2 separate regions of the Homo sapiens genome follow, and region 2 is linked to region 1. Evidence: read pairs that join two places in POLR2A ChIA-PET (ENCODE). Cell type or tissue: OCI-LY7. All regions are shown on one strand.

The links. ChIA-PET counts read pairs that join two places held together with the same protein. Peaks named below come from ENCODE experiments on the same cell type or tissue, not always from the same donor. Only the 100,000 strongest peaks of a DNase experiment are listed, where the experiment ranks them.
Region 2: POLR2A ChIA-PET joins it to region 1 with 7 read pairs; 2 of 35 experiments call an interaction of 5 or more read pairs at or near these places.

Annotation. Positions count from the first base shown.
Region 1 is chr9:96,251,680-96,254,179 of GRCh38, reverse strand. It overlaps HSD17B3 (hydroxysteroid 17-beta dehydrogenase 3), which reads left to right. Exons shown (of 11, transcript NM_000197.2): 4 at 1,270-1,377. It overlaps SLC35D2-HSD17B3 (SLC35D2-HSD17B3 readthrough), which reads left to right. Exons shown (of 26, transcript NR_182427.1): 19 at 1,270-1,377. Among named protein-coding and RNA genes, the nearest start is that of HSD17B3-AS1, 6.5 kb to the right of the region's middle. RefSeq lists an enhancer at 825-874. In OCI-LY7, no CTCF peak of the experiment used is centred here; a DNase peak (open chromatin) is centred at 939.
Region 2 is chr9:97,071,701-97,074,200 of GRCh38, reverse strand. No RefSeq gene overlaps it. Among named protein-coding and RNA genes, the nearest start is that of CTSV, 34 kb to the right of the region's middle. In OCI-LY7, no CTCF peak of the experiment used is centred here; no DNase peak of the experiment used is centred here.

The DNA.
Region 1 (2,500 bases):
TTTTATATCATAATGTTTTATTATGATGATTTGCTCTGAAGTGTTCTTTTGTTAATAGTGATAATCATATTTCTTTTGGGACCTTTGAATTTTAATAATTATCAATTTAATAATTAACAAACTCTTTAACTCAAAGGGATGAGACTTTAGTTATGGAGACTTGTGAAGACTATGGTGGGCTGTCAGGGGTGAGCCTTGTTTCCCTGGGGGAGATTTGGGACAGGAGATGGGTGTGGGAGGTGTGGGCTGTGCAGTCACACTGTGAAGCACAGTGCCCTTGAACCCATGAATTCTGCTTTTGTTCTGTGTCTGGATATCAGAAGTAACTTTGACTAGGACCGAGACATTCTTCAGTGTTTGCCTCACAATGCTGAAATGTGCTTTTTATCATCCTTTTGAAAAGCAAGTAGTGTCTTTGGACTGAAAGCATTGTCCACCCCCAAACTATGCCTCAAGATTGCTTGGCCCACTCCAAAGCAAAGCAGCTCACCAAGCCACTGGTAAACTCTGTAGCTTTCACATCTGACGGAAAACTCCCGCAGAAGGCAAGTTAACACAGAGTAGTGGGGAGCGCATTGAACGTGGAGTGACCAGAGAGTGGATGGTCTTGGCTACGTCAGTTAGCTTCTCTGAGCCTTCATTTTCTCCTCTGGAAAATGAAAGTCATAATGCCTACTTTAGAAGGTTGTAGGGACAATGACCATAAGACATTGTGTATGTAAATGCTCTGTGAATGCTAAAGCATTGGACAAATACAAAGAGTTGTTGGGTCTGTGTGGAGGAGACTTGACACTTGTGAGCAGAGGCAGTGTCAGACCTTGCTTTTACAGCTGTCAGTCTGGGGTCTCGAACTTGAGCAAGCAGCAGAGTCCCTCGGAGGTGTGTTAAGCAGGTGGCTGGCTGGGCTCCACCCACAGAGTTTCTGATGCAATAGGTCTGGGGTAGAGCCCGAGAATTTGCATTTCTGGCAAGTTTCCCTGTAACCCTGATGCTGTGGTTTGTGGACTCCACTTTGAGAACCGCTGCAGTAAATCTATCTTAATGCATATACGTGTCCCTGCAGTAACTCTTAGAGACACGTAGGAACCACCATTCACCAATCTTAGCACCTCCCAACATTTACCCAGAACCATGTCCCATTTTTATTTGGGGCAATGGGCTGTCCTCTTCAATGTCTGCTCAGGTAATACAGGAGCACTGGGGGAAACTTCATGGGCGAGGGGGCATTTGGATCCCTGTTCATTAAAAAAACTGTTGTCTCTCGTGTAGAGCGGACTACAGGGAGGAGTGTGAAGATTATACAAGCAGATTTTACAAAAGATGACATCTACGAGCATATTAAAGAAAAACTTGCAGGCTTAGAAATTGGAATTTTAGGTGAGTAAATTGCAAGATGCAAAGCTTGTTGTCATACATCAGTGAAATAACCTGACACTGATGAGTGACATTTGATTATTTCATGGTGATTTATACTCAAACCATGACTGTATTTTAAGCTGTCCCATTAAGTTGAATATCAAAGCACACTTCTTCTAGAGGCATTACTGAATAAAAAAATTTATATATTGGTTTGGAATGTATCAAACATACATATTTCAACCCCCAACTATATTTTCTTTTCTTTTTTTTTTTTTTTTGAGATGCAGTCTCGCTCTGTCACCCAGGCTGGAGTGCAGTGGTGTGATCCCGGCTCACTGCAACCTCTTTCTGCCAGGTTCAAGTGATTCTCCTGCCTCAGTCTCCCAAGCAGCTGGGACTACAGGCGCCTGCTACCATGCCCAGCTAATTTTTGTATTTTTAGTAGAGATGGGGTTTCACCATATTGGCCAGGCTGGTCTCAAACTCCTGACCTCGTGATCCACCTGCCTCGGCCTCCCAAAGTGTTGGGATTACAGGTGTGAGCCACTGCACCCGGCCGGACCAACTATATTTTCTAATATTAAAATGAATTTTCTTTTATGGAACTGACGTTGACATTTGGCAGAAAAAGAATCCCAGAAACATTGGCCTAAAGGAATTAGTTTAGCAAACAAACATTGCTGTGATTGATCCATGAAATAGTATAGTTGAGAATTGACTCTCTTTCTTATTCAGAAAACAAGATAATATTTATTTCTGTAATGATTTATAGACAAGATACTTTACGGCCGCGTGCACAGTGCAGTGTTTATGGTATATATAGAAGAAAGTCAAATTGGATTTCTAAACCTTCTGCTGAATTTTAAAAATAATTACATTTTTACATATGAAAGTGTACAGCATATCATTGCAGAAAAATTGGAAAGAATAGACAGGCTAATAAAATAAATATGAATCTCTTAAAATCCCAATATTCTGAGGTAGCATTTTGGTGCACATTTTTCTAATCCTAAACACACATATTTTCAAAACTGGAATTATACGTATGTGCTGTTTTGTCATATATTTTTAAAAAACTTACATCATGCATGTTCTCCCATGTAAGCAGCCCAGCCATAGTTTTTAATGACTACACTGCATT
Region 2 (2,500 bases), 820 kb before region 1:
AATATGCTCAGAGGCCAGAAAATTATCAGCCTCTAAGGCGCAGGCATCTGATCTTACAAGAGCTCATTAGGAACTAAAAACTAATATTTAAAATTCTAAAAGTGTATCTCCAATTAGAGAGTGCCTGTCTTTTCATATTGTCTCCCCTTTTTCAGAGGCTCCCATAGGTGAAAATCATACTAAAAATTGTCAGTTATGGAAATTATTTTCCTTTTCATATTCAAAAACTTGCATTTCAATTCCCTCACCAGCTGCAACAAGCAAGGCAGTTGTATACCATCCTGGGTTTTGTTTGCTTTTGGCAGCTTCCCTGATGAGGATGATTCCTCCAATGTTTATGAAATTACAAGCATAGAATATGGTTTTTATCATATATCTAGATGCAGTAGCCATAAGACACAAAGCCAGCTTTTAAAAACTCTCTTTCATTTCAAGTTTTTTAAATTTTCCTTTCCAAGTTTACTCAAACCTTCAACAGTGCAATTGGCATTTGAGAGTTAACATTACAGCTGCCAAGAAATGCCTAGAATGGGGGATAGGAGACTCTCGCAACATCTGAAATGGGTTTTTCTTTTCTTTCTTCTTCTTTTTTTTTTCTTTGTTTTTAGGAGTTTTTCTTTTCTTTTTTCCAGTTTATCTAATGCTTTGCCCCAGCCCTAGTACCTAATTTAGCTTTTTGTAGAAGAGAACAACACAAACTTTTAGCATTTTAGGTCCACCTGAAATTCACCTTTGGGAATGCTTGGGCCCCTTCTTTTCCTACCTAGAGGGAAAAACAAAAACCTAAGGCAACACCTGGGCTTTTTGTTTTTTGCCCAACTGGCAGGTGTTTACCAATTTACTCTTCTACTGCCAGGATTTGAAAGAACACAGGCTTTCCACCCAAGTTTCTCTTTAGAGGTTGGAGAATGTGCTGTGCACAGCTGAGAATTTGACTCTACGCTGTTTTGTATTTATCTTTTCTTAATAAATATATGTAACATAAAATTTGCCATTATAAGTATTTTGAGTTACAATTCAGTGGCATTAACGACATTTACAATGTTGTACAGTCATCACTGCTATTTCCAAAATTTTTTCAAGAATGGCTACACTCCAGATCTGAAGCTATTCTAGAGCAGAAACACACATCAGGGTGGCACTTTCATCACTCACATAAACACACCCTGCAGACCCCAGCTTCCATTGTTCATATACACACACCCTGCAGACTCCAGTTTCCATAGCTCACATACACACACTGTGCAGACCCCAGCTCACATCGCTCACACACACGCACCCTGCAGACCCCAGCTCACATCTCTCACATTTACACACCCTGCAGGTCCCAGCTCACATCTCTCACATACACACACCCTGCAGACCCCCCCAGTTCACACTGCTCACATACACACAACCCTGCAGACCCCAGCTTCCATCGCTCACGTACACACACACTGCAGGTCCCAGCTTGTAGTGGAGGTGATTTTGTTTCCTGTGATTCCTTGAAACTCACGAAGTCTGCTCCAAGTTCTCTTCACCAGTGGAATGACATTACAGTGCCCTCCTTGACAAGGAAATTTTAGTGATTGGCACCTGCTTTGGCTCTTAGTCACTGTGAAAAGTGGTGATTTCACAACTGTGATAGTTATCTATTGCTGCATAAAAATACACAATTTCTTATCACACAGTGTTTACGATTGAGGAGTCCAGGCACAGCTTAGCAGGTCCTCTGCTCAGGGGCCCCCCTGAGGCTGTAATCCAGGTGTCTGATAAGCTGCACGAGGAAAGAGTCTGTTGTTGGCAGAATTTCAGTTCCACGGGCTGAAGGACTGAGGGCCTCAGTTTCCACTGTCTCTTGACAAGAGGCTGCCCTCGGTGCCCTGCCCGTTAGGCACATGGACCCTCTAAGTTCAGTGCAGTGGGTAGGAGCAGACATGTGAGCACTAGAGTGCTTTAGAGAGGTATTCCTGGATAAAAAGCACTGATGTCTAAAGACATGGAATTATCGTTCTCAGTAGAGCAACATCAGTACTGAGAAGACAAATTCATCATCTACTGGTACCTACTTCTATGCCTGCAATAGCTATTTTTGTCTCAATTTTTAAATTATTCTTCAGCTTCCCAGCTGCTAGAAGTGGAATAGTCATCTTTGTGAATGAAAATGACTAACCCTTCCCGACAATTCCAACTCCCTCCCAAACAAGGCTCAATATTTCTCATTTGTTTTAATTTCAAAGGAACATATATGATTGTAAGACCAGGCACCTGTGGCTCACACCTGTAATCCCAGCACTTTGGAAGGCTGAGGCAGGAGATCACCTGAGGTCAAGAGTTCGAGACCAGCCTAGCCGACAGAGTGAAACCTCATCTCTACTAAAAATACAAAAAATTAGCCGGGTGTGGTGGTATGTACCTGTAATCCCAGCTACCCAAGAGGCTGAGGCAGAAGAATCACTTGAACCCCGGGGACACAGGTTACAGTGAGTCAATGTTGTGCCACTACACTCCAGCCTAAGGA